3 separate regions of the Mus musculus genome follow, and regions 2 and 3 are each linked to region 1. The links are chromatin loops, found by intact Hi-C in ENCODE. Cell type or tissue: left cerebral cortex. All regions are shown on one strand. Each heading gives the region's core, and the rest is flanking DNA. Links, peaks and the distances in the headings are about the cores only.

Evidence for each region. A loop is a pair of places that touch in the nucleus more often than their neighbours do. Peaks named below come from ENCODE experiments on the same cell type or tissue, not always from the same donor. Only the 100,000 strongest peaks of a DNase experiment are listed, where the experiment ranks them.
Region 2: a loop joins it to region 1, with 2.9 times the contacts of the local background. A loop is called at or near these places in 5 of 42 quality-filtered maps.
Region 3: a loop joins it to region 1, with 2.9 times the contacts of the local background. A loop is called at or near these places in 2 of 42 quality-filtered maps.

What each region holds. Positions count from the first base shown.
Region 1 is chr13:110,393,242-110,404,095 of GRCm38, reverse strand. Plk2 (polo like kinase 2) reads right to left here and starts at 9,052. Exons shown (of 14, transcript NM_152804.2): 1 at 8,659-9,052; 2 at 7,974-8,081; 3 at 7,704-7,820; 4 at 7,376-7,505; 5 at 7,102-7,189; 6 at 6,530-6,625; 7 at 6,210-6,408; 8 at 5,975-6,122; 9 at 5,626-5,723; 10 at 5,288-5,417; 11 at 4,835-5,075; 12 at 4,587-4,716; 13 at 4,223-4,333; 14 at 3,252-4,063. The coding sequence starts at 8,919. The coding sequence ends at 3,872. In left cerebral cortex, for the core only: a CTCF peak has its summit at 9,134; DNase peaks (open chromatin) are centred at 7,480, 7,908, 8,467, 9,067 and 10 more places; H3K4me3 peaks cover 6,568 bases; H3K27ac peaks cover 5,138 bases.
Region 2 is chr13:110,636,596-110,647,449 of GRCm38, reverse strand. It overlaps Gm33045 (predicted gene, 33045), which reads right to left. Exons shown (of 6, transcript NR_167735.1): 5 at 8,531-8,710; 6 at 4,709-4,940. Gm41059 (a long non-coding RNA gene) reads right to left here and starts at 4,579. Exons shown (of 3, transcript XR_873955.2): 1 at 4,346-4,579. In left cerebral cortex, for the core only: no CTCF peak of the experiment used is centred there; DNase peaks (open chromatin) are centred at 3,732, 3,951, 4,889 and 4,998; H3K4me3 peaks cover 484 bases; H3K27ac peaks cover 1,399 bases.
Region 3 is chr13:110,487,802-110,498,655 of GRCm38, reverse strand. No RefSeq gene overlaps it. Among named protein-coding and RNA genes, the nearest start is that of Gm32990, 75 kb to the left of the region's middle. In left cerebral cortex, for the core only: no CTCF peak of the experiment used is centred there; DNase peaks (open chromatin) are centred at 2,119 and 5,816.

The DNA.
Region 1 (10,854 bases), core at 1,268-9,267:
AGCTGAAGAGCAAGGAGGAAATTTTATTGCTCTTATTTCTCACCCAAATATGTAAATGGCCCTCCACAGCAATATCTGCATTTATTTGTTCTATGATTTTAAAATCCTGGTAGGCAATGGCTATATTATGTTCCTTTGTGTGTTCTAGAAGACCACAGATTGGAACAATCCCACTTGTTTCTGGCTATCTCTAGCCACTGCAGTGGTAATGACATCCAGTTCTAGTCTCTGGGTTGCCTCCCTTACTCCTGTTAGGTTGAGGGACTGTTCCAGTGCGTATAAGCCAGTGCTCTCCGTTAGATTCCTTCTGTTTGAACATTTCACATTTATTTTTGTTATCCTGACTGAACCAGGCCTCATAACGAAAGGAAGACAGGACAGGCAAGAAACAAGGAGTCATTTGTTTTGCATTGTAGGTAATCAGGGGTCCTGCCATTGTGTGCAAGGAAAACAGGAGGGAAACGGGAACAAAATGAGTATTTATTGAGCATCTCTGGTGTGTAAGTTGCTTTCCTAGCACTGAATAGAAGACAGATGTTTAGAGGCGACTTTTTATTGAAAACCATGCTGTTTTCAAAAGGTCAAAACTGACTTTTAAGCATTGGAAAATGCTTCCTGCTCAGCAGACTTGAGTCCGTTCAGGAAGGGTGGAGGGGCATAGAATACATACATTGTGAGTATTGGGTAACTACAACCAAGAGACTGCCATGACCATACCAAGATTAGCTGAAGGTAGTTATTACCGTTCACAAAGCTAACTGGTTTTATTTCTCAAGGATTGTTTTTTTCTCAGCTATGCCCTTCTAGGAGTTCCTATAGCTAGTGGGAAAAATGTCTTTGGATCAAATATGCTCAGTAAGGCCACATGTTACTTTGGGGATATGTTGTGGCATTTAGGGTCTCTGTATCTCTGATGGTTACAGCACATTTTGTTCTTCTTCCTCCATGGCTGTGACTTGCCATCACTGTTGGGTTTAATGGAGATTCCATCTGCAGTTTAAAATACAAAGGTTGTTGGGTGGATAGGCAATAAGAATCGATCTCTAGAGTGCTCCCATTCCCCAGACTATTATCCTATACCTTAATACTCTCAAATCAGAGAGACAGACATGTTTATGCAGCTGCTCTCTGACCCTATATCTGTGTTCCTGTGTGACTCTGATTTACTGTTTAAACTCACTATACATCTCTCAGCATCACGCCATCCCTACATTTCTGTCAATGCACACTCTGTAAGCCATGTTTCCCCGCTGGGCCAATGGAGACAATAACCTGTCTCATGTTTCCTTATGCTGAGTCTCCAGTCCTTTCTCACCTGGATCCCGATACTCATTTCATCACTGTTTGGGCTCCCGCCTCCTTATCTTGTTCTTCATCCATTCCATCTATGCTGCCAGGATAAATTTTGTAGATCTAATATACATTACTTTCTTTCTTAAAATTTCAGCAAGCCAGGCCTAGTGAAAAATGCTTGTCATTCCAGCACTCACAAGGCTGAGGCAGGAGAATTATTATTAAGTTCCAGGCCAGGATAGGTTTCATATTAAGTTCCAAGCCAGCCTTAGCTAGCATCTCAATAAAAAAAAAAAATCTAAAACCAAAATAAACCAAAAATATCTCTCAGTAGGTCTATCCACGGCCTTCATGATATAGCCTCAATGTGTCAAATGCATGAGAGATACATTAGCTTTTCATGCCACAGTCTACATGCATAAATCTGCTATGAACGCTCTCAATGCTAGGCTTCTTGTTCTATATTATTTCACTTGCTGAAACCTACTTGGCATCTCTTGACTTTCAAAACTATTTGGCCCTCAAACATCTTACAACCTCTGCATAAAGATTTTCCTTCTCTGACAGAACCTGTTTCTGAGTCTATCACGTAATAAGGGCTCTTTCCTGATTCCTGTTTTCAATTATCATAGCACCCAGTGCATACCTTCATCATAATATCGCAGCACTTATCAGACCAAGGCTGTTGCACTATCTGCCTTTGGGAGACTCCCTGCAGGGCAAGAAGAGTCCTAGGTTCAGGGAACTCAAGGCTAGGCCCTGCACCTTGTCACACAGCACATACTCAATAACAAGAATGGCTAAGCCTGTTCTAAAACCTTAAAGTAGCATGTGGAGTTCCAATGTCAACATCCAAAGGAAAGGATATTATTTTTCCCCATTTTAACTCTATTGCTTGTTTTCTGTTCATAAAAATTAGATTCAAGTTGTGCTCACCTGTTACTTAGTCTTGCTTGGCCATCACTGTTAAGTCATTAGAAGAAATACATTTTGATGCAGAGACATCCCAAAGTACCAAGGGTGGTTGAGGACTCATGATATGCATAGCAGTTTCTCAAAGGTGGCTTTCACTGAGTGTACCAGGTGCAGCATCTATGTTTAGATAAATACAACATCCAGCTCCCATTTGCCCCTAATCACAGTGTAAACAGCTCTAGCACAAAATGCTGTCCTTCTCCAGGATAGCATCTTCCTTGGAGTATGATTACGCTTGAACAACAACAGCAAGTTTTATTAGGGTCATCTGTAGGTCAGTGTATGCTCAGAGTCACGGGACAACATAGTGCAAATTCTACAGCTTTCACTGAAAGAAGAAGAAGAAAAAAAACCTTGTCAGATGTGCCTCGTCAATAACTTAGTAATTTAAAAGATGAACCCATGTCATAATTTGGTTCACATATTCAGAACTTTTCAACCTCCGTGCACCAGAAGGAAAACAGTGAGTTATTAGCAAAGGGTTTCCTACGATTATAGTATGAAGCTTAATTGCCAGAGGCGCTAGAAGTGTTTAGGCAGCTTAAAGCTGAGTAACGCGTCGCAGTGATGTATGTACCACAACCCATAGTTTTGCCCATATTAAGGTTAACCTCCTGAACCTAGTCACTTAGCAATGCCAGGTCTGTCTGCATGAGACTACTCTACTTTTTGGCTAAGTTAAATGATTCTTGAAGAGCTGGTTTAGAAACAAAGTCATTTGGAATTCAGCAGGAGTCCAATCATGTAGGGGGAAGATCGTAAAAAGTGACAACAGTTTTATACACTTCTCAAGTTAGGTCCTCAAGACTGCCCATAAATGTAAGGACGACATGAAAGACTGATTCCCTAGAAGTGTCACTAGGAATAGTAAAGATGTGTCTAGTTTGTTGCTGTGTGTGATGTCACACTGACGTGTCAGGAACCCGTGCTTAAAAGCTCCGATGGGTGCCGTGATGAGTACGAGCAAGGACAGGAGACCACTGTTTCTATGTCATACTCTTTATTGCCAAGAGTTTGAAATGGTCAACATAAAAAAAGAGAACATCTTGATAATAAATACTGCTCTTGGGGCTGTAATAAATAAAAAGTTTATTAACAAGGAATGCACTTTTCCAACCACAAGTGTATTCAAAAATAACCAAAAAAAAAAAAAAATGTATGGCCATAGTTCACAGTTAAGCAGCCAAAAGCTGCTCTGATTGTAGCCTTTAAACAGCAAGGGAGCAACCTCCCTTCTCCCTCCCCTTCAGGAAGTGTATTCACAGTTCCAAGTCTTCCAACTGAAGACGCTCTCAACAGAGAGAACTTCAGAGTCAATGCATCTTTCTGAAAAACTGTCCCATAAACCTTTTCACGACAGGTATCTCAGGGAAAACTGCACTCGGCTCCACACTCAGGATTGTCCAAAGTCAACTCTACACCTTAGGCTGGTCTGGTTCCAGCAGTCCAGCAGGCCACAGAGGAATTGTATTCGTACCACCACCTGTCCGACTTCTCTAACATGCTCTGTATCTTTCCGCTGGCTTCCCTGTTGATCTCACAGTGGAAAAGAGTCCCATGAGGTCCGCTCGAAATAATTATAATAATAATAATAATAATGTTTTCAGTTACATCTCTGTAAGAGCATGTTCAGGGCATATTCCATTCGATTTTTCAATTCTAACGAACAGCCAGACATCAGCAGAGTCGTCAGTCTGAAAGTTGTAGAGATCCTGTCCTCATTGATGTAGGTGAGAAGGTATTCTTCACTCTGGTTACAGATGATGATTTTTGTATGATCGTGGTAGAAATTCACCTTTAAGAAAAAAATAAACACAGACATTAGAACTTGCTAAGCAAGAAGTAATCAAGGTTCTGCCAAAAAAAAAAAAAAAAAAAAAAAAAAAAGGTAAAGCAGTTGGGTAGAAAAAGATTTCCGAACCTAGACGTGTGGGTCCCTAACAGGCTCAGTTACCTGAAATGTGCCGTCATTGAAGAGCATCATTAAGGCTTTATCAGACTTTAACCACTGCAGGAGGTAGAGCCGAGGTCTTCGAATGTCAGTAACACTCGGGAGATCACCACCCTGGAAGAAATCAGGAGAGAGGGTCAATGCCTCTGAAACTGTACTGTGTGGACGTTACACCGTGCCTCTCAAACTTAAGCCTCGGAACGGCCTCAAGATTCCTGGCTCTATCTCAAAGAGATGCTGACTCTCTGCACTGCATCTAAGATAAGCCCTGAGAAGCTAAACTAAACAAGACTTCAAAGGGAGGCAGATGTTGCTGGGGTCTAGACTGCTTCACGTATCTCTGCTCTAAAAGACACGGGGTACTTACATCCATGAGGTTCTCCTCCATGTAATGAGAAAAGTATTTCAGCACCGTCACTTGACTAATAAATTGTTCAGGGGCATCTGTTGCTGGGAAAACAGAGCATTGGCCAAGTTCCGCATAATAGTGAACTGTCCTAAAGATCAGGAAGGAGAGAAAAGAAAGGTTAGCAGCAATTCATCACTGTTTCCAAGATTTCATTAGCGCAACAGCGGAGAACTGGCCGGCTGCGGCATTCAGACGCACACACGTACTTTTTGTCCGGAAGGAGGCTCATGTGAGCCCCGTTGTTGAAAAGGACGCCAACAGTGTGGTCCGAGAGCTGGTACCCAAAGCCGTATTTGTTGGAGTAGTCGACCCACTTGGTGACCCACTGAAAGGACGTGCTCAGCTGCTCTTTGGGGATACAGTCAGCTTCCGGCATGTTTTCTAGACATCCTCGAAGGACTCTTGCCACTGTGTCTGCCACACTTCCCATGGTGCTGTCTTCAAGGCCTGCAAAGTCACAGAGACGGAAATGACGACATTGTTTACGATTAAACCCCTGTGATCAGGAAATGCTGTTTCCCCTCCACTCCACGTATGGGAAAGACAGAGAAATAGAGATCACGGTCCCTTGGTGCCTTTTCCCTGATGCTAGGATTTTATTCCTATGTTAATCAGCACTAATCTTACAGTCTATTTAAAATACGGTTTTGAGCACTTACATTCGCTGCTGCTGCTGCAGCTGCCGAGAGTCCCCCTGACTATCATCCGGATTGCATCCCCAATCTGCTGTTTGTTTTCCACTGCGGACGTTCCAGATCTGGCAACAGTAGTGGGAGGCGGCTGGGGCTCCTTGAAAGGGAAGAAAAGCACCATACAGTGAGCCAAGGGGCTGGGTCTCTTTACATGTGAAGTTTCAGGTTAACATAAGATTATGATAATCGCTGGAAAAGCTTATAAGTAGCCTGCCTGGAAGCATGGCTTCAGCCCTGCTAATCATACAGATGCTAGTTATCCGAGAATGGACGTGACCTTTTCTTTGTGTGCTTCCCCGACCTACCTCATCTGCTCTGTGTTTGCTAGGCTGCTGGGTTATCGACACTTTCTTCAAATCATGCCGAAGCTTGTAAATGTCTTCATCTTCCTTAGACACCTTATCTGTAAATCGAGGGAAAGAATTGCGCATGTTAATTTATCTCAACAAGTGTGGAAAAGAGTTAGCACGATGTCATCATTGGCTTGGGCTGCAGCTATGCAGGCAGCACACACTTCAGTGCTCAGGTAAACCAAAGCTATCAATCCATTCTCTTAGTGTCAGCAGTATACAAATAAGATGGTGAAGTTGCGCTAAAGGGAAAGTCTCAATGCAGTCATCAAACTCAAGGGAAATCCTGGATACGGAAACTTACTGTGTGTGTCGTTATATCTTGCTTTGTCCTTCTTGCCACCAAAAAGAGCGGCTGCGGCTTTCTTAAAGAAATTCTTGGCTGGGCTTGACAAGTGGAAATCTGGAACTGTGTGGCAACAGCTGGAAGAGAGTCTGTCCGGAGTGAAACCCTGTGGAACCAGAAGAGACCATCAGAAACCTCTCCAGCAACCAGGACGATGACACTCAATTTTACAGAAAGGTCAAAGAGCACTGACCTGCAGGAAGAAGTCATGCCGAATGATGTCATCCAAACTGGGGCGGTCCTCTGGGTTTTTGGACAGCATGCTAGCTATCAAGTGCTTAGCAGGGGCCAGCAATGAGGATGGCATGGTATACCTTGCTTCCCTTATGCACCTGTACGTTTCTTTCAGATTTGTGGTTTCGAATGGAGGTCTTCCTAGCAGCATCGTATACCTGGGTACACAGAAGCACATCTTCAGAAATGGTCAAGAAGGAACTCTTTTTGAGCATCATGACTGAGTCAACTTTGGCTTTTTTTTTTTTTTTTTTTTTTTTTTTTAGTGCATTTACTTACATTACACAGCCTAAGGCCCAGATGTCTGATTCACAGCCGTGTCCTTGTTTGTTGAGGACTTCGGGGGAGAGATAATTTGGGGTTCCACATATTGTTCTGAGAAGACAGAATATAGCAAGATCTCATTAGGAACTATGACTTCAATTAAAATTACTTCTCTGGGGATGACTCAATGGGAAATAAAAGCTTGAATTTTTTTTTCTCATTTTCTACTTGACTATTTTTTAGTGTTTTTATTTGACCAAGTTTCTTTTGGTAATTTTTTAATGTGTGTACAATTTGCCCAGCCCATATGACCAAGTATTTTTAACCAGATGAGACCAGATCCTGTGTGTGCGTGTGTACATGTGTATGTGTGTGTATGTATATATCAAGTAAATTTAAACATTTATTTTATTGATTGCCTTAATAATCCATTTAGAGGTGTAAGTTATCTCGCTCAAGAGTGCACACAAGTTTCCGTTTAGTAACACTGCTGTGGTTTGCAGATTGTAGTGTGAACTAACTTTCTATTAACTAATAATAGAGGCATATTTGGTCTCCACAAACCCCAGGAAGAGCATGGCTCTCACCTCCTTCTGTGTTCCAGTGGTTCCAGTCTGGCTGCCAAACCAAAGTCTCCCACCTTCAGCTCCATGGCTTCATTAATAAAAAAGTTCCCTAGAAGATAAACAAAAGGAAACATGAACTCCCTTGGAAAGGTTCACACTTGGAGATCAGCACCCTCCAGTGAAGGCACCCATTCAAAAAGCTAGATTCACAACACTGGAAAACCTCCCACTCTCTAGCCCCCACCCCCCCACCCCCACCCCACCCCCACCCCCGTCGCTGCAGGAGAAGCCTTACCTAGCTTGAGATCCCTGTGCAAGATTTCTTGTTCGTGAAGATACTTGAGTCCTGACACAATCTGCCTGAGGTAGTATCGGACTTCTGGCTCTGTCAACACCTTTCTTGCTTTCAAGATGTGAGCCATGGACTAGGAAGAGAAGGGGAGAGAGGAGAATTTGTCAAATAAAGTTACCTAGATCGGGCATCCCTTTGCTGGACTGACGACGCAGTCTCATATGGTGGGAGACTAATTAACTGTCACGGCTAAAACCGCTGATAAAATGTAATCCAAACACCACTCCGGCTTCCTGTCGGCAAGCTCGCTGACCCAGGAGTCAACACTTACCCTTCTACTGCAGTATTCCAAGAGAATGTAAATGTTTTCTTTGTCTTCAAAGTAGTGGTAAAACTGCACGACATGCTTATGGTGCAGTAGTCTGTGAAGCTCGATTTCTTTGTCGATCTAAGGAAAAATAAAAAAAGCAAGAGAAGGCTTATTAGTCTCTCGTCGTGTCTGGAAAGGCAGTGCTTACACATGCAGAAGACATTTTTTTTCTAACAGGGTAGGGCCATCCCTGCACACAAAGAAAATACTTTAGTCGACAGTCATACCCACCTTTTCCCTCTGATGAGGTTTAGCTACTCTGCTGTGAGGAATAATTTTTGCAGCGTAGACTTTGTTGTTTGTCAGATCTGTCATTTCGTAACACTTTGCAAATCCACCCTGCGAGGAAACAAAGCCGAGATGGAATTGAGCAGGACAGAAAAAAGGAAAAAAAAAAAAAATGAAGGGCCAACGTTTAAAATAAATGAATACGTAAATGGGAACGGGAAGCAAAATTTGAGGAACAGAGGGTGGGCAGAGCAGTACAATCTGCTTTGTATAATGGTTTTTCAGGAAGGGCAGCACATTCCTAGAAACCAGTCCAGTTTTCTCGTTTCCCCTTTACAAAGAACTCTATGGAGAAGGGAGTGGAAGGGGGAAAGGGAGGAAAATGCCCTCTGAAGAAATTTGACAGGCTAGCTCCCTGGGGATCAGATAGTGAGAGCCCAAGGCCAAGGTAGAATGCCTTCAGTCCTCCTTCTTAGACTCGGGAGAAAAACAGGCTAAGGATGCAAATCCGAACCCCAGCGCTGTCGGCGCACAGAAGCCCAGGAGGGCAGGAGAGGAACCCACGTCGATCGTTCGGGGAACCAGACAGCTGAAGGAGCGAGAAGTGCGGGCGCTGGGTCCCTGCTCGCTCAGCTTGCCCGGGCAGCCCGCCCTCCCGCCCGGCAGCCTGACGTCCGCCGCTCCTCACCTTGCCCAGCACTTTGCCCCGGCAGTAGCGCTTCCCCGTCGTGGGGTCGACTATAATCCGCGAGATCTCGGGTCCCGAGTGGGAATGGTGGTGATGGTGGTGCGGGGCCGCCGGGGTCACCTGGGCTTGGGGCTGCCCATCTTCAGAAGGCTGCTGCGGTCGCTTCTTCTTTGAGTCCCCGCCGCAAGCTTTGCCCAGAGCCTGCTCGCACATCTTGGTGCCGGCGGCCGGCTGGTAGGTGATAGTCCGCAGGAGCTCCATCGTTGCCTCGCCACCCGACACTGCCTACTTGCCACCTCCGAGGCGCGGACAAGCGTCCGGGCTAGCCCTGTCCCTCGAGCACCAGTCTCTCTCCCTACTCTCTAGTCTGACGTCCTGCTTCGCTTGTGCGAGCAAGAGCGAGCAGCGAAGCTTTAAATACGCGCCGGCTGGCTGGGGCGGGGCCTCGTGACGTCACGGCGAGCGCTCCACCCACCGGCCCCGGAGTCCGCGCTGTGGATAGGTGCGGGGTGGCCGCCTGGATGTCGTGGGCTTCGACCTGGCCTGAAGGCGGCGGTACGCCAAGTGCCCCCAGTTCGTCGCGTGCCCTGACTTTGGACGTGGGAAACAGAAACCCAAGGGCGGACGCCCTGTCTGGGTCCTGGAGGAGCGGGGATGCGGGGTAGCAGCCCGGGGGAGCCGCAGGGTTGGCACCGCCCTCCTGACTGTGTGCAGCCCCACACCCTGTCATCCAGCGAGCCCCGCGGGGTGGCACCCGGAGACCCGGAGCGCTTGGGGACCTCCGCCGCCACCGCAGGCGGGAGGCTCAGTGGCCGGCCTTGCGGAACCGGGCACCAGGCAGAGCCAGAGCAGCTAGGGAACCAGGCACAATCCGGGTCGCAGATCCGGGTGACCTGCTGTGGCGTGGGAGTATCTGAGCTCCCTGCAGCCTCTTCCCATCGCCTGATAAGTGACCCCTGTCAGAGGCCAGGCTCTTAACCTTGGAGTGGAGCGAGGGCTTGACGACTGGAGAAGGTTTGGTACGCAACAAGTCTAAGCAAGATCGCCATCCTGTGGATTTTTTCAGAAAAACGATTAACGGTCTAAGTGGGCCGAGGTTCCTTAGCAACAATATGGGCTGGCTTCCACAGTAACGCTAAAAGTGTTCTGTTGCCAATTATAATTCTACAATTGAAGTCATCTATAACTTTTTGTTCCAACTAGGTGATTCAGATTGCGTGGATCTAATGTCACTAAGCAATGTCACCGCCCTGGTACACAGAGTCAATCTAAGGTCCCACAGTGGGGTATAGTGGAGAATAAAGGCGGCTGTTCAGTTTTTACAGATTTTACTGTTCAGTTGTACCATCTCAGAGACTTTCCTTCTTCCTTGTTCCAGCGCGTATGGTTCCGTATTAACCGCTGGTAGCTATTTTGAAATGCTGTATACATTTTTTTTGGGGGGGGGGGCAGGGTTTCTCTTTTCTCTGTGTAGCCCTGGCTGTCCTGGAATTCACTCTGTAGACCAGGTTGGCCTTGAACTCAGAAATCCGCCTGCCTCTGCCTCCCAAGTGCTGGGACTAAAGGTGTGCGCCACTACTGCCCGGCCCTGTCTATATCATCTTAATACAATCCTGAATGAAAAAGTCTGCCATATTAGGGGAGGGAAAATCATTTTCCTTCTACCCTTTCAAATTATCACTGTGGTTCCTCGGGCTGGGCAGATAAACTGCAGAACCACAAGTTTCTCCATTCACAACAAAAAGAGTACCCTCCAAAGTGGCTTAGAATTGAGGTTTGAATGCTATCAGAAGCCAAAACAAGAGTGTGGGAAAAGACAGGAAACAAAAGGCAGTCGGGAACAAGGGAGTAAATAGGGAAGAGTTTATGTTTTTCACTGATAAGTTTGTTACTTAGAATCGTTCTTTTTGTCTGGTTCTGGAGACTTAGAACTTGAGACTTCTTTTAATAAATGTGATTTTTTTTCTTTTTCCTTACAAAAAAGTGGTGTGCCACTTTCAGGCTTTCTGTGTCTACCTATCTTTTAATTCAATTCAAACTTATCCCGACTCAGCGGTTACATTGAGGGTGACATAGTCTAGCTACCTGTGGACCTGTTTTGAAGGGACATAGCCTAGTCTACATCTTTCCCATCTTACAGGTGAAGAAACGGGGTCCTAGACGATTTAAATAGCTATTATCAATACATTTTTCATA
Region 2 (10,854 bases), core at 1,477-9,476, 240 kb before region 1:
ACCAGGGAATTTTATTGACCACACTTTTTTTTCTCAGACTTCTCCCTTCCACTCCTGATGGTCCCTCCCTTTTACAGCTAAAGGTAGAAATGACTTGTCAGTCCAAAAGCTCAAGCCTTTGCCTAGACTTACCATGGATTGCTAAGAAGTTACAATTAATAGAAAAGATTAGGAAATGGGTTGTAACAGGTAAGAACAAGTCAAAGAGATCAGAACGATACTCATCTCTGCAGGTCAAAGGCTGCGTCTTCCTGTTAATACTTTAGGAAACTCAAAATTACCACAGTGATGCATGGGTTCTGTCTTATCCCCAACAACAGGGAGCGCTGTAATTTGAAAGGGCTGCCCCCTGCACCAAAGCTGATTAGAAGACTAGGAATGAAGAATGAGAAAATTCTTAAAGAGAGAGAGTGTGGTCTAAAAGTCCTGCTTGTCTGGTAGGTTTGTGGCTCAACAAACCAAAACAAAACAAAACAAAACAAAACAAAACAAAAAGATGACAATTCAAGTTCTCAAAGTGAAAGAATTCATACTTCTTACAAATCTGAGTTGAGGCCTCAGACCCATGAAGTAGATACTAAAGACAAATGTCTATTCATATTAAAAGGACAATCACCATTCCAACTACCTGTGATTAAGAGTCCTGATGGTCTTGTCTGATATCAGTGGGAGGGGATGGCCTTGGTCCTGTGGAGGGGGATGCTGGAGCAGTTTGGCAGGGGTGGGTGGATAGATGGGGGAGCACCTTCATAGAGGCAAAGGGGAGGGGGGAGAGGATGGATGGGATGGGATGGGACGGTTGTGGAGGGGTAACCAGGAAGGAGGGTATCATTTAAGAAATAGTGAATGGAATGATTAATGAAAATAATAATGATTAATGAAAGTAATGATTAATAAAATAAATAATATATAGTGAATATTAATAACTTGAATAGCTATATTATATATACATAAATATATATATTCATATACATATTTCACACATAAGAAAAAAGAATTCTGAAATTATTCTCTCCCAGACTGCAGATAGAATGTCACTATTCTTTTAGGAATATTTGAATTCATCACTATCATAATTGGAATTTAGAATAGGCACATGATACAGACGTTTCTATTGTCGTTAAAAAAAGGATTGTATTTCCATAGAAAAGCTGGGTAGATGGATATAGTTTTAGGCCCATGCTCTGTTGTGAAAATAAGATGCAGTGTGATAGACAAAGTCTCTAAAGTACTTCATGACCACAAATGAGCAGGTTAGAGAGCTCTGTCACCAGAGCACTGGACGTCAAAAACAAAACACTGAGTGAAAACGTATTCTTTCCACTGTTCCTATACATGCTCCTCTCCTCTCCTAACTCTTTCCTTACTCCCACCTCCTACCATTCAAGCTGGAAAGGACTTTCATGGGAAGGCTCAAGAGACACAGCAATGCTTGTGTACATTGTTTTAAAAATAAACTGGTAGTTACTACCCAAACCAGTAAGAAAGATCCCCTATCAAAAGAATAAAATCATTGATAAATTCTTCTTTTAGTCTCTGTCTCTCTCTATCTCTCTGTCTCTGTCTGTGTGTATGTGTGTATATGTGGAGAGAGAAAGAGAGAGACAGAGGCAGAGACAGACAGAGACAGAGACAGAGACAGAGACAGAGACAGAGGCAGAGGCAGAGGCAGAGGCAGACGCAGACACAGACACAGACACAGACACAGACACAGACACAGACACAGACACAGACACAGACAGACACAGACACAGACACAGACACAGACACAGACACAGACACAGACACAGAGACAGACAGGCACAGACACAGACACAGAGACAGACAGACACAGACGCAGACACAGACACAGAGACAGACAGACACAGACACAGACACAGAGACAGACAGACACAGACGCAGACGCAGACGCAGACGCAGACACAGACACAGACAGACACAGACACAGACACAGACACAGACACAGACACAGACACAGAGACAGACTGGACAAGAGAGAGCATCAAATTCCCTAGAATTGGAGTTGCAGGTGCTTATGAGCTGCCACGTGGTTGCTGGCAGCTGAACTTGGGTCCTTTCTAAAGACAGCAAATGCTCTGAAGCACCTTAGCCAGCTCTCCAGTTCCTAGGTTCTCACGGTGTTAAAGGAATCAGCTGACAGCAAGCTTGCTAAGTACTCCATATGTCTTTGATGTGGCCTGTTGGAGCAGAGAGTTCAAGTTCACAGCAGATTTTATTAGGTTAATTCTATTATATTCACTGTTAACCTCTCAACTATGAAGATCATATTAAGTGTTATCCAGTCATTAACGGTTCCAATAGAGCTTAGCATCTTCCTGTGAATTTTCCATAGGGAACATTAGTTGTAATTGTGTGGCAGTACCAATAAACAGGAAGCCTGCTTGACAGAGTGATGATGGAGAAACCTGAAAGGATATGGCTTCACTCTAATGCAGGGGTATACTTCACCTCTTGACTTGCCGGTTGGTAACGTAGCCCAGGGCAAAGATTTCCTAGGAAGACATTCTAATCGCTAACGTCCATATTGCTGCTTGGTAGAATGTGAGATCTTGCAGATTACTAAATACTTGAGCTTTGGTGACTCCATCAAGTAAAGTAGGTATAAAAATCACATATATCTTTTAGGTTTGCCAAAGAATTAAATAAGTCAATATGTGTTGTGTACTTAGAACAGAAACTAGTGCATAACAAATGTCACTGTAGGAATTGTTCATGGAAAAAGGAGATAACATGGTCTAGACTCTCCATTTAAAACCTGTGTTAAAAATAATCACCCTCGTACATACTTGACTATCTGTGTGCATGATATATATACATACATATGCCAGTCATTACTATTTTTCTGGACTGTTAAAAACAGTTAAATTATTTTAAGTCATCTAATATGGAAACAACATACCTAATAAAAATAGTTCCTTCTTAAAACTTAGGAAAGAAAAAAAATTCCTCCATTCAATTATTTTATTTTAAATAATATCCTTGCTTTAGTACTTTCAACTGCTCCTATGTATCAAGGTCTCAAATATTAACACAGACTATAAAGTTATTTTAATGCAGTCCAGGGGTTATATTGAATTAGTTTCACAGTAATTAATTTGATATTCTTGGTATTCAAGACGAAATCTAACAGTGTGGTTAACCGGTAGGAAGCTATTTTAAACATAGATCCACTAAAGACCAGACTGAATTAAAGCTAATGTAGGGTCTGATCAAGCTAATTTAAACAATCACATGTATCTATCCCACACCCAAAAGTTATATCTCTTACCCTTTCCTCCCCTAATACAGGAACGCCCAAATCTTTACTTATATTGGTGCTTGGGAATGTGTTAATCTGTGTTTCTGTGAAGAAGCTGGCACTTCTAAGACCTGCTGGGGTAAACATTCGCCTCTCCCCTCCTGGATGCTTTGCTTGCACACAAACCACTTTGCAAACATAGCTCACAATTGTCAATATGCAGCAGAGGGAAATGAGTTTCTGTGGAGAAAGCAGGACTGTTTGCTTATTCCCACAGATCCGCCAATTCTGTGCCCTCCACTTGCTGGCACGCAGTGACAGCTGGTCATTCCAGCACGGACAAAAACATTTCCCCCTGGCATGTTCTCTCCGCTGGCCTACGTTGGATAGCAGCCAAGTTCATTTATAGCCATCACAAGGGCAGAATTTAAGATGATTCAAGGGCTCTCGAGCGTTTGCTTTTCTAAGGTGGCACGGCATGCTACCGGATCTTGGTTGGCTGTCAGAGTGAAACCTACGACATATCTACAAGCTGAGCAAACTTTCATAATTATAAAACACACACCCTTGCCATCCAGGAGTCTTAACAAAACAACTCAGAAACAATGTACACTTTCTCCATTTCCTTCTGTATAAACTTCCCCAGAGTACTTGTAGGTTTCTTGATAGCAGAAGGTGGTTAAATAAAGGCTGAAAACAAACCATTAGACTTGCCAGGCTGGATTTCTGACTGCCTTCCAAGTTCCAGCCCAGCCTCTTCTTTCAGATCCGCCCTTTTAAATCCTAAGTTATTAAAGCAGTTGGTAAACACTAGTAACAGAGCCACTTAAGGATCTTCCTGGGTGGTGGACGAGTGCAGAAGTGGGAAAGTGTGTCTCTAGATCTTCCCTTTGTAGATCTTGGAGGAACCAGCCATGTTCTGTTCTGTAAACCTTTTCACCAACTGGGAACACAGCTCAACCACCTGTCAGGGCTTCATTGTCAGCTTCAGAATCTATTTAAAATAATTCCTCTGGACATGACATTCTCTTGGCCATGGAATAATGGTGACTCTATTTCTTTAAAGCCAAGTGGGGAAGGTCTTACCAGTGTCTGCTCCATTCCCTGAATGCTTCCTTTCTGTTGCTTTCCTTCCAGGTTCTTTTGGTCATGTCTGCTTTGGCTGGACATCTGGTGCATTCGACCACCAGCCATCAGCTTTGTACACCACCTGCTGCGGTTGCTTCTGACACTGTGAAGCCCATCTCAATGATAAATGAGGCAGAGCAAGCTGAAGATCTCAGTGGGCAAAATCCAATCTGTGTTGAAACACAGAGACTTGTTCTTCTACATTCCCTGTTATACGTCAGCATGGGGTACCCATGGCTTTTTAAAATATCTTTTATTTTATTTTCAAAAAATTAGACTCTATGAGACGGAAAAGAGGAAGGGGGTTTTGGAAGCACTAAGTAAGACAGCCAACAAGAAATCTCATTTTTATTTTCTTTGTAAAGAATGACCAGTGACACATCTTCCCACACAGGGCTGTCCTCTTTGCCTGGCTCCTTCCTCCTGCTTTTCCTGCAGGGGCACACACCCAGGCAGCCTCACTTCAAGCCAACCTTGCCTGCAGCCAGTGGCCAGAAATCCATCAACTGTCCTCTTATCTCCATAGATAGATCATCCCCCTGAATAACCAGTCCTAGAAAAGTAAAGAACAGAATTTATGAAGTAGGAAATTAAAAATAGACTTTTCTTTCCTTGTTAGGAGAGCTCAGAGGAAGCAAAGTATGTCAGGCATACTGGACTTATGTTCAAAACAGCCCGGATCTGCTTTCAGAAATGTAGGTACATCCAAGTTCAAACCATGTCTCACGTAGCACTTCACATACCATTCCAAATGGATTTTCACTCACTCACCAAATTTCAAAAAATAATTACTGTTTTTGGTATCAAGTAAAAAGATCCTGCACCTCTCTGTCTCGTCTCTGTCTCTGTCTCTCTATGTCTCTGTCTCTCTCTGTCTCTCTGTCTCTCTCTGTCTCTCTCTCTGTCTCTCTCTCTGTCTTTCTCTCTCTCTCTCTCTCTCTCTGTGTTTGCATTGTGCCCTTATATTTTGTGAGATTTTATTTTTTTATTTATTTATTTTGGAAGGTCATGCAAAGGCTTGTTCCAAGGGTAAAACAAATCTTAGACATTGTTCTTGCTGAACTTTTAAACATGGCACTTAATATCAGAGATACGTAAAAAATTCTGTGGCTCTTCTTAACAAGGAGAAATTCTTAAAATTGCATTATTAAAAAAACACTTTGTAAGAATTGTAACAAAAGAGGCTATAAATAGTGGATCACCATTGATTCAATAATTGCTATTTTTGAAGATTTCAAAGGAAGTTTAATTTACATGAACTTGAGTTAGGCAATTTTCCTAACTTCCCGGTGGTATATGTTCTGCACCCATGAATAATACATACAAACTCAGAGAGAAAATCCAAAATTAAATTTGCAATTCACACCATTTAAACAATTTCTATGAAGATTTTTTATAAGACAATAATGTCAAGATCATCTTTAAGCTCTGTATTTCTGTCTAATTTTAGGTTTCTGGGTTAATGATTATAATGACTCCAATTTATATTACACATATACATTATTTTGCATTTCAGGGAAATCACCCTTAAAATTATTTTTGTCATTTGTCTTTTGAGGCAGCATCTTGATATATAGCCAAGGCTAGTTCAAATGTGTTCTGGAGTTCAGGTTACCCTTTGGCTTCCTATCCCCTGCCTTTTTGTAGATATCTGGAGTGCAGTGGTCATACAAGATACAGATCATATATGTGTGTGTGTGTGTGTGATATATTCTGTAGATATATACTTATGTATATATAGAATATATACAGAATACACATCACACACAGACACACACAGATACATACACACACACATATATATATGTGTGTGTGTGTGTGTGTGTGTGTGTGTGATATTCTGTAGATATATACTTATGTATATATAGAATAGATACAGAATACACATCACACACACACACATATATAATATATGTATATTCTAGCCAACTGATGAGTTCCAAACTCAGGAAAGTTTGTCCGTTTAAAACAAGGTGGACAATGGTAGAGGAAGATGCCTTACTTCAATGTCTGGCTTCTACATGCATGCATACATATACACATCTTCACCCACACTCTCATGCGAGCATATTCACGTACCATACATATATACATGTACACGCTATAAAATGCTTCATTCTGCAGTTGCCCTTGAACCAAAATGGTTTAGTCAGATCAAAACCTCATACCGCATATGACATAATTCTCACCCATATTCTGAAAATAGTAAGAATAATGATAAAAATGTTTGGACATTTCAGTTTTTAGCCTGTTCTAGTAGAAGAACGGGTGCTTGGGATCCTGGTCCAAAGAGCCAGAAAAATATTTGAATATTTGTATTTCTATGAATGTGTTAATTATATGTTGCTAACAATATTATATTTATAGATATATATCAAAATACAATTAGCTTCTACTTATAGGAAAGAGTAGAGATGATTAATTTCATTTATAACCTATCATTTGATTCATGTAAAAATATATGATTTAAATTTCTGCAGAAACTAATAAACTTACTCTGTGCCGCCATAAATGAACATTACCCGGGTCAGGAAACAGGACAAGAACCACACAGCTGTTTTTAGAAGAGTCCCTCTTATCTGTTTTCTTCCCCAAAGTCATACAAACACTGAATGTGAACATTTGGATGAGATTTTGTTTCATATCATTTTATCATATCTATTTGTATATCACATTATGCAAATCAACCTACTATATAAAAATGGATGTGAAGTCACAAATGTAAACACCTTATATTAAGAGGGTCCTTTTAAAGTAAACGTTTTCTCGATTCCTTGTGAGTTCCACATCATGCACCTCACCCCCCCCCAGCCTCCATCCCCTCGTCTCCTTGCAACGCCCTCCCTCACAAAAATAAAAAGCACACAAAACAAAGCACAGAAAAAAAATCTCATCACGAAAGCTGTACTATGTCACAGTGTGTGCCCTAGCATTCCCCTCTGTCTACACATCTTCACTTGCAAATGTTCATTGGTCTGCTTCATGGTCTCTGGCTTTTGTGACACCAATATTGGATCCTCACTGAGACTTCTGGTTATCCCGTTGTTGTCCTGTAACGTGGAGATCCTGCAGGTTTGGATCTGTGTGACTGGCCCTTTCATAGATGATGTAGATTTGGGGGTAGGTCAACTCAGAGCCCTGGATCTGGGCCTGGGTGATAGCTGAGCTGATCAGCATGCTAGCTTTCCTTTGTCCACACCACCAGACTTAGTCCTCCAGCACTGCTCCGGCTAGGACATCCAATGCCACCATTGCCATCAGGAGGATGCAGGGTCAGCTCTTTTGCTCTCATGACCTTGGGCCTTTCACCTGCACCACACCCATGCTTTCAGGCCCAGATCCACTGTGCTGCCCAGTCAAAGGGTGGGACCCAATTTCCCAAGTGCCATAGCCTGTGAGGGACTGGCCCATCTCTTCTGCATTCACACCCTTGGGACTTGCTTGCCTGTGCCTTCATCATCAGGGCCAGCTCCACTGTGCTGCCCAGGCAAAACTCAGAGCCCACTCTTCCCCAAGTGCTACAGCCAGCCGTGACACAAGGCTAGCTCTCCTGTTCTCACGCAGGAGACCAACTCTACAGACTGCTGCATGTGAAGATGGAGAAAGGATGAGGGTACCAATCTCCCTGCACCCCCCACCTCATGGCAGACTAGAAGAGTGGTAGGGCCAGCTCTCCCATGCTCTCTCCTTTGGGGTTGGCTTACCTATGCCACCACTACCAGGGTCTGCTCTGTTGGGCTGCCCCAATGAGGCTCAGGAACTGTTCTCCTAAGTACTGTCAAATATAACAAATATAAGAGTTGAGGCCAACTTTCCAGAGAGTTGCAGCCAGTGAGAGTCAGGGACAGCTTCTGGATAGCCCCTGGGCATCCATGTGGTCCCCAGAGGGTACCTCCACCAGAGACATCTCCATGTTCTCTAGTAGCAATATGAGACATAGAGATTGCCACCCAGCCCTGTTGCTGTGTTGCCACAGACCCAGACATGGCCTTCAGTGGGAGCACAGGCTAGAATCTCACCATAGCCCAAGTGGTGGGGCTGGCCACTCACAACAGGCTACTTACTCTCCACCTTTGAGTCTCCAGTTCCATCTTCCTTCTTAAGGCTTTTTAAGATGCATGCAGCATTTCCCTTTTCACTCACCTGTCCACCACATGCTTACACATTCTGGAACTTTCTGCTGCAGACTGGTTACACAACTGGCAGGACCCTGAGTGACATCCTCTGTCTTGGCTGTGTGACTTGGCAGCAAGCAGGTGTCTAAGGCCTACATGTGCTGTGTCTCATGGAGGGTCCTCATGTCTCTGTCTGTTCTAGGCCAGTCTGTGGGTGATATAATGACATCCTAGCTCAGAAAAAAAAAAAAAAAGAGGAGGAGGAGGAGGAGAGGAGAAGGCTTGTTAAATGAAGAGTTACACAGACATTTGATCTTCTCTTTTCATCTAAGAAAAAGCTTACACTTTAAGTAGGTAGTCAGTGCAGGTGACTGAAGTCATGGTGAACAATGCATATTGACTCTTTTTAGTAAAGAGATAAACTATATAAATTTTATTGTTTTTATCAACACAACTTAAAGTACTAAAATGGAAGACAAGGCAGGTTTATGAGGACCACAAACACATGAGGTCATGCTTCCCTCTGAGATTCTGGTTCTGTGTGTGGATGGCTGTGAACGGGAGCGAAGAGAACAGCAGGAAAGGAAGGCAAGGGGATGGACTCGAAGAAAATCCTAAAAAAGACAAAAATGTCCGACGTGAGCACTGAAGTGACGCCCGAGCCTGTCCTTAGGGCTGAAGTTTGGGGGTTATCTCCTGAGAGTCTAGACCCAGGAGACTGAGTGCTCAGAGATCATTTCCAAGTGTTTTCAGATCTGAATCAAGTAGAAAGGAGCTCTAATCTTAAGCACCGAAGAGCAGGATGCAGGTAAAGAAGTTAACATGACCTTTTCAGTTCCTTGGGTACTTTCTCTAGCTCCTCCATTGGGGGCCCTGTGTTCCATCCTATAGATGACTGTGAGCATCCACTTCTGTATTTGCCAGGCACTGGCATAGCCTCACTCGAGACAGCTGTATCAGGGTCCTTTCAGCCAAATCTTGCTGGCGTATGCAATAGTGTCTGCGTTTGGTGGCTGATTATGGGATGTATTTCCCAGCCAAGAAGTGGGAGTGGGTGGGTAGGGGAGCAGGGTGGGAGGAGGGTCTGTTCATTCGGGTGCTGAGTGGCTGTCTGAGAGCCATGATCATCGGCTCCCTCTCACATGTCAAGATAAGGCCATGGTGATATAAGACGTGCAGTGCTTCAGGTTACATGCATTTGCAGCACCTATAAATTGTTCAGAGATCGAGAAAACGCTGGAGAAGCAAGACAGCGATCATGTAACACCCCATGGTGATTATAGTGATACCGCAGTGAGTTGTTTTCTCCTGTGACTACAAATACTGGATAATATTTTATCTAGAGTTTATAGAATGCACCAGATGAGAGTAGAAAAACCTAAGCAAGATGCAGATAAAACACTGCATGTGTTAAGGTGCAGTACCTGCTCTCTGGCATTTATTTACTGAATCTAAGACATTCAAACAAAATAGACCTTGAAGTATCTATTAACCCTTTACTCTTGTCCTAACCATTAGTCTCCTGGAAATAAAGCCACAGTCCCTTTCGGTGATCTGTGCATTTACTGTGGCGGCTGTTTACGCTTTTCTTTTAGAATGCCAGACCCCGATTCAGACTTACATTCTTGAACTCGTAAGCTCTGCATTTCTCTTCTGCCGTCTCAACCTATGGAGGATCTGAGGCCAGTGTGTCCTGTTACGGAGGCTTCACCACAATATGACAAAGGATAAAGAGATGTTAACTAGTCTAGTGTCTTATGGTCCTGTACAAAATGAAAAAGGACGTAGGGAACCGTGTAACATAGAAGAAATACCCAGGTTTTTTTTCTTTCATGATTGATAAGTAAATTCTGTCCTATTTATACTTGATATAGCTATAATTATTTCATTTCCCAACATTGAGGTTACTAAGGTTTGACAGGCAATACTGTTTCTATTAGACAGAGGGGAAATGTCCACTTATAGATGCCTCTGTAGATCAGTCTTCAGTGCCTGTTTCATAAATGGCATATTTGAAGGGTGCCCCGTTTTGAGTAGACCCTCGAGTTTTATGCCTTACTCCGTTGGGTGTATTGTCCCTGGTGGAGCATGAGGAGTTAATTACTCAGCAGTTGAGACAGTCCGAGTTTCGTTTTCAGCACAGGAGAAGACTGGCCTCCAAGCTGTCTAAATCTATAAAATCAATAAAGGATCAAGCCAGAGACATGAATTCCTCCGAACCTGGACTGAAAATGAGTGTTCCCCATATCCATTAATCTGCCTCCCACCAAGTAAATCACAAGAAGCTTTCGGCATTCCATCAAACTGACAGGGATGGAGAGGCAGCAAAGCAAGAAACACACTTACACCTCA
Region 3 (10,854 bases), core at 1,505-9,504, 94 kb before region 1:
GCCAGATGAACTGCCTACCCTAGTCCAGAGCAGGGAATAAGTCAGGAGGAAGAAAAAGTCAGCCATGTCCACGTGCAAAGGGGAAAACAGGTGGACAGACAGGCTGTTAAATGAGCTATGGCGATAGTGGGGGTACTGAACCAACTCAGAGTCCTCAATCGTTGTTGTACATGCCAGGTATCATATGAGAGGTTGGTATGGGACCACACCATCTCAGTGTTAGGTGACCATCTCTTTAGAGGGTCCAGCCCAGAGAGCTGTACCCATTCCTCCATCTGGTATACCTATCAAGTTGTTGGCCCACTTTCTCTGATATGATGTAATGTACCCATGTGCCCCACTCAGTTTCAACTTACTCTTTCTAGACCCAAGACTATGGAATGTTATCAATCTATACTAGATGGAAGGCACTTAACACATGGTGCAGTTTCTGTGCCTACCCCGGAGCTATAGTTTTCCTACTCCCTCAAAATGAAGTCAAAGGGGCTGCTTGTAAAATGGAGTCTCCTAGGACAAGGTCGAACTTGAAAAGTAGCTGTTTATACAACAGAGTAAGTAACTCTGAGTAGGGCAAAACCTTATCTCAGTGGGACTCTGATGAACTATAAAGAACAGCCTTTCTTCATTGATTAATAATTACTGTAAATAAACTAGAGGGTAACTGAAGTTTGAAAATTACTTAATATGTTATCATTTGAATCAATATATGTTTTCATTACAAAAATCTGAATGTAATCTAAAGTAAAGGGATTTTGTTTTGTAGAGCAAATGTTACAATGTTTGCATATTCTGTCGACTTGGTCAGATGACTTACTTTCTCGACCTTTAAGAAATTAGCTAGTTTTTAAATTTTTCTACAATTCCACTGCAAGAGCCTGGACACAAGAATGGGAATGCATTGTCATAGCTCTCTGTAAAAAGTGAATCCATTTGTCTTCCAAGCCGTAATGAGCCAGTTTCAGAGAGGCCTTTGAACTCGCTTATGGCAAGTGGAAACATTAACAGGCTGGTTTAGAGAAGATCTTTTGAACTTCTGGTGAGTAGAAACCCCAGTCCCACAAATCATGAGGGAAGTTCAGGTTGAAAGTTCAGCAAGGGAAGTGTCACCATCAGTGACTCCAGAAGATCAATGGATCTTGCTAAGATCCTCAGTCTTTGCATATTTTAATGGATTCTCAAAGAGTCTTACATCCAGGAATAATAAGGATAATTCCAGTATTATTCAGAGCAGTAGTTTTCAAACTGCAGATTGCATTCATTGATGGTGAATGTGATGTGGTAGGTTGTAACCACCATGTTAAAAGGCATAAAGTAAGAGAAATAGAATCTCCAGGCAGTCACATAGAAAAGGTAAATCTTTCCTGTGAAACTCGAGTTCCAGATATGCTTTCGCTGGGTCTCATTATAAGTCATTGTTGAAAGCAGAAAAAAAGCCAGGTGGTGGTGGCGCATGCTTTTAATCCCAGCACTTGGGAGGCAGAGGCAGGCGGTTTTCTGAATTCGAGGCCAGCCTGGTCTACAAAGTGAGCTCCAGGACAGCCAGGGCTACACAGAGAAACCCTGTCTCAAAAAAAAAAAAAAAAAAAAAAGCAGAAAAAAGATCCAGTCTTGGGGTATGCATTCTGATAGTTCTGGATAAAGATAGGAAACAAGGGACTTTGGTCTAAAGTCTGAATTAGAAGAGCTTTGCCGAATGATATCTGTTGAATTCTGTTCTCTCTAAATTGATAGAACACATTGAAAGATAAATAGTAAGACTTGCAGGGGATATGAAACATCTTTCTCCATTTCTGACCTCAACATCCATTTTTTGTTCTTCCTTAAAAGACCAGCAATATTCATAAATCACATGAAGACAACTAGGTCCACCTGCCACAGTAACTTTGTTTTCAGAAACCCATGTAAGAGATGAGCTATTTTGAGGACGTTGGGGCTTGTATTGTCTTGCTGCTTAAATATTACTTAAGCCTCCAGAAGAGTGCCACACAAGTGACTAGCACTTGCCTTTGCCCTAGTGACCTCGTGGAATGAGAGAGAACTTGAACTCAAAGTAGCTAATCACTTCAAACAATTGCACTTGAAATGACAGTTTGATAGATCAGGCTAAAATGCTTACATTTCAGCTAAGGCCACAGGCAGCTATTCAGTCCAAATAAGGTTTCTTTTCAAATTCTCCAAAGAAAATGGTTGGGTGGCTAATTTTGTCAACTCTTCCTTCTTATTTTTAAAAGACCATAAGATATGCATGAGTTAATTAGTATTTAGTTGGCATATGGCACTTTAAAGCTTTATTCAGAAGCCTTGAGAATATATTACTATTGTAGAGGAGCCAGAGCCAACAAAATTTACCACATGTGTCTATGGTAACTAAGAAAATAAAATCTATTTAATTTTTAGTTAGCTTAAAAATCTAAATAACCAGACAGAGCATGAGCTAACACGGTCAATAATGTAGCTCTGGAATCTTTAATTTCCATATTAACATATAATGCCCACAGGACAGTGATGATTTCTTTTAGCACATACTACAGTCTGGATATAAAACTGTTCAATATTTGCATGAAAAGTGACAGTATCAGGACATAGAGCTTTGTGGGGAGGTGCTTAAGTCATGAGAGCAGATTATACATGAAAACAACTGAGAGCCACTTCTGGCATTTATGTCTTCATCTGTGTGTAAGCACAATATTGCCTACCACACAGGACAGAACATTCACAGTCACACCGCGGGAGGAAGGACCAGAGTGTCTCCAGACACTGATCTTGTCAACATTGTAATCATGAGCTTGCCAGACTCCAGAGTGACAAGCTATGTTTCTGCTAGTGATAAACGGCTCTATCTCAGGCACTGTGTCACAGCACCGTAAAGTTAGGTTTAGGAGACATTGTGTCAAACTGAACCATTTACAGCCCATCTAAAACACACCTATGCCACTTAAATCCAGCCAGTTTTGGCCATATGCAAAGTTAGATCCTGTGTTTCTAAACGAATTCACTTTTTAATATAAGCCAAAAAAAATAGACTTTATGGCCAGTGAAACTATATCCATTAAGAAAAATGAGTTATTATGGTTTGATAATAAAATGTCCTCCAGAGACCACTGTGTTGAAAGATGGTTTCCGTTTGGCAGTGTTGAAGGAAGTGTACCAGTTAAGCCACATCTTTGAAGGTCATGTGTCAGCCTGGTCCTTCCACCTCTTTCTCTGCTTCTTGTCTGCTCTTCGGCGGACAGGTGAACCCCCTTCCCATGCTCCACCATTTTGGAAGAAAGAATGTGCATAGCACTGAATTGACCCTTTCAGCCCAGCAGCAAGTATTTGGATAGAAAGCTTGTCAAGAACATAAATAGTGTCAGCCCAGTAAAGGAAATCAGTTGGTGTAAGAAAAAGTAAGATCTTAAAAAGAAATAACAGAGGTAAAGCAAAACGAACAAACAGACCATGGCTGAACAAACAGGACACGAAAGAAGCAAAGGAGGAACTCTGCTCTGTAGACTCTAAGTGGATGTCAGGGTGCTAAGATATTCCAAAACTCCCATCCTTTTGAAAATGTGGACATACATGGTGTTTGTGTTTGTCTGGGAAGAGGAGCTACACTAACCACAAATAGTAAGGAATTACAAACGATGGCTTCAGCTAGCTTCTAAGAGGTGAGGATAAGGATCAGCCGGGAAGGAATGTTTAACGCGCCTTGAATCACCCCATCTTCCAGGTGTCACACTGGCGTTTCCATGATCAAGGGTAATTACATCTAGAAGATACCAAGTTAGTACCTTAAGAGCTCTAATTAGAGCCAGATCTGAGAGTTCGGGATTAAAGCCAAATCTAGAGTTGAAGAAGTATATTTCACTTTTTGTCTCACTTTAAAAAAAAAAAGTATTTTCATACCACTTTTACCCCAGCTAATTTAGTAAAATGTGTATGTGTGTGTGTGTGTGTGTGTGTGTGTGTGTGTGTTTCCTCAAACATGGAAATGTAGATAACCACTCAAAGAATATTTGGTGCTGAATCCTAGTAAATAATAATAATAATAGGTAAGGCTACTGTAGACCCATGTGAAGTGTTCTGCCCAGTACCCATGTAACCAATCTTTCTGAAACCTGACTATTTCCTGAGATGTCCTCCTCCCAGCCTTGTTTCATCTTTATAAACCTGAGTGGACTTTCTTTTGTCTTTGGACAGTTGTGAGATGAAGCAGCCATTATTTCCCTAACATCTTCAAAAAGAGAGAAAAATGTACGGCAGTTCTTAAGGACAGAGAAAAGGTTTCAATCTTCAAAGCAAAAAAGGACTAAATCTAAATATAATGTTAAGGCCAAAGCTATTAAATTAAAAACAGAAAAAAAATTGGCTGATTTGTTTGACTTCATAATTTTGAGGGGCTCAGTTTTCGTTTTACTCTTTAAAATGTACCTTGAAAGATATGGATTCCTCGGTTCTATGGGAAAAGCATAACTCTGTTCTCAGTGATTTTCTCTCAGCCTCATTAAGAGTGCAAATCAATTACCATGCAAGGGAACTCATGACAGAGATGGATAGTAGGGGTGCTGTGGACCAGGCACCAGAAGAGACTTCTCCTGAGCTTGGCTTGGAAGGACACATGAACTGTGTCCCCCAGAGCCCACGTGGTTCATTTGCTTAAGCAATGAAACAGAAATGCAGCCAGCTTGATGGGTTATTCTGCAAAGGTCTGGTGGGTCCAGCACTGAAGTTTACTTTCTGGACTCCCCATCTGCATGGTCTGCATAAATGGTCTGCATAAGACACCTACCAGGAGAGGTGAAAACTGTGCACTTGATGTTGGTCTTATTCGGAACATAACATTTAAAACTTGCGCTTGCTCATATACAACACGATGACAGGACTTTATGGTTGAGAAAAACACACCATAGGCATATTAACCTTGTTTTTTCTAAGGGACCTAAGAGTTTAAAAAATATATCACATAGTGACCACAATTAAATGTAGGATGTTGAGAAACATTTAAGAGTAGTTTTCAAGAGTTCTTGTTACAAAAAATTAAAAATGTGAGGTGACACATACATTAGATAGGTAGTCACTCCACAATATATTTTTACACATTTGAAATACATATGCTATATATGTGTGTGTATACATATACACATATGCATACTATACATGTATATATAATGTATTATAATGTATATATAATATATACATAATGTTATGATAGTAAGTACATCTAGGCTTATTAACCAATGTAAAATAACAAGTATAAGTTGTCCTCTCATTTAACTGAAGAAGCGGTGTGCTCCGTGTTTCAGACATTACTGAGTGCTATATACAGAGCAAGATGGGAGATCTGCAGGATTGTTAGTCTGCCACCAGTATCTGACCTTCTGGAAGAAAAGCTTGTATTATTGAACAAATGATACTGTGATTTCAAAGAAACTTCACCAGTTTAAATTACCAAAAATTAAAAAGGGATGCCAAGTAACAGTGAAAGCAAGCCTTCGGGAGAAGCATATTCCACACTGGAAGGAAGGGCTCATACAAGCCTATATTATTTTTAAATTTGATCTCTTATGTTTGCACCCGTGACATTTTTTCCTGTTATTAGATTTAATTCTTAACACGTGGGAGATACTCTTTCACAAATCACGGCAACAAAAGAAAAGCGCTTCATCCAGCAGCAAGTGTGGCTCCTTTCTATTCCTCTCTTTCCTCACAAAGCAATTTTCAAAGGTTGATGGTCATGTGGGTTGGGAGTCTTTGACAGCATAGCTTCTGATCAGGGTGGGGGCGGGGCTTGGGATTCAGTCTTTCTAATAATGCCAAGTGCTGCTGCTGCTCCTGCTGCTGCTGGCCTGTGAGTCACACCGGAAGCGAGGACGGAGAGTTGCTGGCTGCTTTGTAAAAAGCAGAGCTGTGAATAGTCCTCAAGTGATGAATAAATGCCTCGCCAAAATCAAGTGAGACCCCACTGCTCTGCGCCAATAATTCTGGTTCATTAATCACAGTCCACTTATAGTCAATAATAGCATAGCATGGAGTTTATATGAGAGTGATAAAAAAAATGTAGACATCAGAACTGGTGAAATAAAGGATTCCATGAATCAATCATTGCCTTGTTCCGTGTGCGATTGTTCCAAAGGCAGGTTACCAGGTAATGATAGAAGAAACCAAGACTTACACAGAGCATTAAGAAAGCACACAGACTCTTGCTTCCGTGCTTCACCTCTCCCCTCCTACCTTCTCTCCTCTCTCCATGTGGCCATAGCTGGCCTCTGCTTCTCTATTCTTTTCTCTCTCTTTCTGCCTTCCTACAAGAAATGCCTTAAAACCAAAAAAGAAAGAAAGAAAAAGAAAATGAAAGCACACAGAAAAGACAGCTAACTCAATCTTAGATGTGATAACTTCTTCCCGGTCATCACTATTCATGTCCTATCCAGACACTAACAAGTTTACACCTGTTAAACCCAGGGAAATACTTTGGCCTAAGTCAAGTTTCAAAGGGATACATTCAGCAGGCATTCCTTTCTGCCTATGGAGCTAATGCATGCATAGTTTCCAGTGTTGAACAATAGTTCAGTATGTTCTTGAAAACCAGGACAACCTGGGACTTGATTTTATAAAAAAAAAAAAATTATATACAAGATTCAAATGTGTCTTCTTAGAACAATGTCCAGAATCACAAAATACGCTGTGACCATGGTTACTCAAGATGCTTGTTTGTGTGCTAGCTAAGCAAGAGCACGGGAATATCCATGGTTGCTCTTTTCTCTTCATCCCAAAATTTCCAAGTAAACAGAATTTTTATTTTTTTTACCTGTTTTGCCTTTAAGTCATTGACCTAGATATTAAAACTCCATGCAAAAAGCAGCAGGGAATTCTTAACCAAACCAGGCATCTAAGAAAATCCACACATACATGCATACATACATACATACATGGGATACATACATATACATGGGTGCACGTAAGTTATCCTAAATATCTGTTACTGAAACTTTCGTGAAAATGTTTAAATGTCTTTCTATTTTATATCTACCCAATGCAATGGGAAATTACTGATTACAATTTCATAAAATGTATCTGAATTTGCCTCTTGCTAGTGAAAAGTTTACATAATGTGGTGGTTTGAAGGAATGGCCCCCTTGGACTTATGTGTTAGAATGCTTGGCCCAGAGGAGTGGCACTATTAGGAGGTGTGACTTTGTTAGAGGAAGTGTGTCATTGTGGAGGTGGGCTTTGAGGTCTCATGTCCTCAAGTGTGACAGTCTCCTTCTGCTGCCTGTAAATCAAGATGTAGAACCCCCAGCTCCTTCTCCAGGACCACATCTGCCTGAGAGGCACTTTGCTCCCCACCGTGCCAATTATGCAACTAAACCTCTAAAACTGTAAGCCAGCCCCAAGGAAATGTTTTCCTTTATAAGAGTTGCTTTGGTCATGGTGTTTAGTCACAGCAATATAAGCCCTAACTAAGACACATAGTAAATTCAAACTCTTAAAAGAAAGACACCTTGAAATTGCCGTGTGCACATTTGAAGGCAAAGTCAAATCACTTTTCTGTGTGGTTTTGGACTTGTATGTACACACATATGTGGGTGTGTGCACACAGGCAAGCAGGTGCACATGAATATGTGTGTGCATACAGAGGCCATAAGTTGATATTGCATGTGTTCTTCTGTCACTCTCTACCTTGTCTTCTGAGACACAGTCTCTTGCAGAACCTGGAGTGTGCAGTTCTACAAGACTCCCTGCCAATCATCACTAGGGAGGCCACTGTCTCCCTCTACCACACTGGGACTATACACATGTGCCATAGTGCCCTGCTTTTTATATGGGAGATGAGGATCCCAAGTCAGAGCCTCGCCCTTATGTAAGTAGACTTTACCAACTACACCATTTCCCAAGCCCCCGACATCAAATCATTACAGTCACCCCCAAAATAGTATTTGTGCAGTTAATTTGTTTTTAAGTAACAAGAATATTCCACATTTCAACTTAATGTTGAAAGGGATTGTAAGAATACCTAGAATATGACTATCATGCTCATTAACAGCCCACGTCAACACACATATGGGTTCTTAGCCGAAAAGAAGGTGAATGGATGTTGTGATTTCCACTGTCCCTTTCTGAAGAGCGGCATCAGTGCCTGCTCTGCTTCTCCAGGTAAGGATTACTCACTTCCTCTGACATCTTCAAATTCTCCTAAACACCAGGTGACATCATCTGTTGCTGTGGCAACTTCTCAAACTTCATCAAAAGCTTCCAGATGAAAGCATTCTGTAACAACCTCATTTGCCACAGCCTAGAGCTTCTGTGCTCCGCTTCTGAAGTTCCTGTTTAGAAAGCCTAGGTTGTGATGTTGCCAACCAGCAATCCATTAAAATATATTAAGCAATCACTCACCTCCCTTAATGGCCCAGCTACAGACATTTGCTTCCTGCTGGGATCAGAAAGTGCCCCAGCTCTAGAAACTGGGAGTTATTTTCTATGGCAGAATTCTTGATGTGCCCTATCTTTCCTTACAAGTTAACTGGGGTGATAAGTAGGGGCCTGCTGGAAAATAGGGAACAAGGGAATGGAAAATCCAAATTGGCTATTTTAGACGACAGAGCTCTTCCTTTTCGTGATGTGTCACAAAATGCGTCAAGTTTCAAATTTGAAAATAATATCAAATGAGTTTTCCTTCGAATGTGCCTCTGAACTGCTGCCGGCAGTGTCACTGTGGACGCGATGGCAATTTATAACAAAGCGGATTACAAGGCAATGCCGGTTTTATTTTTCTATTGTTTTACTATGGTTTTCTGTCCTCAGTAGTTTAGTTTGGGGTGGCAAACGGTCTCACCTTAAAACATAATAACTTCAGAGTCAAAATGATGCCCCTGTGAGATTGCAGCCAATGAACCTGTCAGGACCAAAACTGAGAACAAACACGATCTGTTGTTCACCCGTGGCTGCATTCATCACTTATTCCCCCCCCCCCTGCCCTTCTCCCTCCCCCCCCCCACCCCATCTTCTGGATTTTGTCTTCGAACAGACACAACTTGGATTAATAAATCTTGTTCATGAGCAATGTTGAAGACCAAACTCTTGAGTTATTATTCATACAACTAGGTACCACATATCTTAGTTCATACCGGCACCTTTAGAACCCTCACTAGTGCCAAGCACGATACCGTGAATAAGGACTTGAACAATAAATACTCTTGTTTTTTGTTTTTCTCTGAGTTCAGTCTGCTGGAAAGATGTATCCTGACAATAGTCTATAGGTCTCTGAAGTCCTCCTCCCCCCTCCTCTCCCTCCTACTCCTCTCCTTCCTCCTCTCCCTCCTCCTCTCCCTCCTTATCTCCCTCTTCCTCCCCCTCCTCCTCCTGTCCTTCCTCCTCTTCCTCCTCTTCCTCCTTTTCCCCGCATCTATTTCTTCTTATGGTACGAGGAGCTAAACCTGGGGCTAGATCTTTAGCAAGCCAATTGCCAAGGAAGGTTTAAGATCATCACAGCCACTTTGTCTCATGCTTGGGCTACTGGATCCAACCCAGATTCTCCACGCAGCGCTCAAGCTGTGAGAGGAGATGAGCATAATGATAATAACAACAGCAATGATTCCTGTCATATTTAAAGCTAATTTATTTTTCTTTTACCTTCAACTCCTCACCAGTAAAATACCTTTACAAAGTTAAACTCCATTCATTCTCACCGGACTCTTGTTTTCTTGGCAAGCAATCCTACAGTTGGCAAGAAGGTATTTCTCTCTCCCTTTGAATCCTTAAAAGACTTACTTTGCACCTATGTCTGATTTGTAATTCGAGCCTTACTTATACCTGGGAGGTTTATTGCTTCATTTCCAGGGTAGGATTATGAACTCGAGGGGCCAGGAGGCTTGTTCTATGTGCCTATGAGATTAGTAGCACCCATGCTAAGAGCGGCTGTTGACTGCCTGATTGTGGTATGAAGAATTTTATAAAATTTGTAATTTTTCTTTCATTGAAAGACTCTGAAGCCTAAGAAGTGTATAAATTTAAGTGACAGATGTAAGAGGCTGATGTCTCCCAGCTGTGACCTAAAATGTAAATTTTGCCATTGTGTTAAAAAAAAAAATGCCTAGAGGCTTTAGTCATTCCCATGCTGAGACCAAGCCACATCTAAATCTCCCTTCTGTTTCCAAAGGCAGAACAAGGTCCATGATTTTATTCCTGGGTCCCATCAAATAGCTGAAGACATTCTGGTCATGGTGGAGTAACTCCATCTTCCTTATTTGGTAGGTGGTATTTGTGTTCTTCTGCTATCAGATTTTCATCAGGATTGTCTTTTAAAACATCTTTTATGGATATGCACCCATGTTTCTGTCACTCATATTGATTTGTATCTAATCAGCCTAGTAAAGCTGTTGTCATGAAATCTGTAACTTTACTCAATAGGTAATGTTAAATCATTCCAGAATTCTAGGACCCTATTTTTTTTTAGCAGCTATAACAATGCATCATTTTGTAAAGAAAGGTGGGTTATTTTCCTCTAAGAGAAAAGAAGAAAGAGCTAGCGTTAGAGAGCTAGCTATAAAGGAACTCGGGGAAGCATCAGCTTCCTTCCTGAGTCATCAGCCACAACTATGTTCAGATCCTTTGCACGCTGAAAAGTGGTACCTAACTATCAGCATGGTTTTTGAAGCTAAGGAAAAGTAGAATGTTGGCGGCGATGGTATCCAGGGTCATCATCTCACCCAGTGGTTCTCACTCTATGGGCCATGACCTCTTGTTGCATCTATATTAAAAAATTATTTTTGTCAAAAGTATGTAGAGAAAGAAAAACAAAACACACAAAATCCTTAAACCTACTGTATACATAAGATTTGGTACTATGCCTCTTACTGTCACTTGGAAGAAACA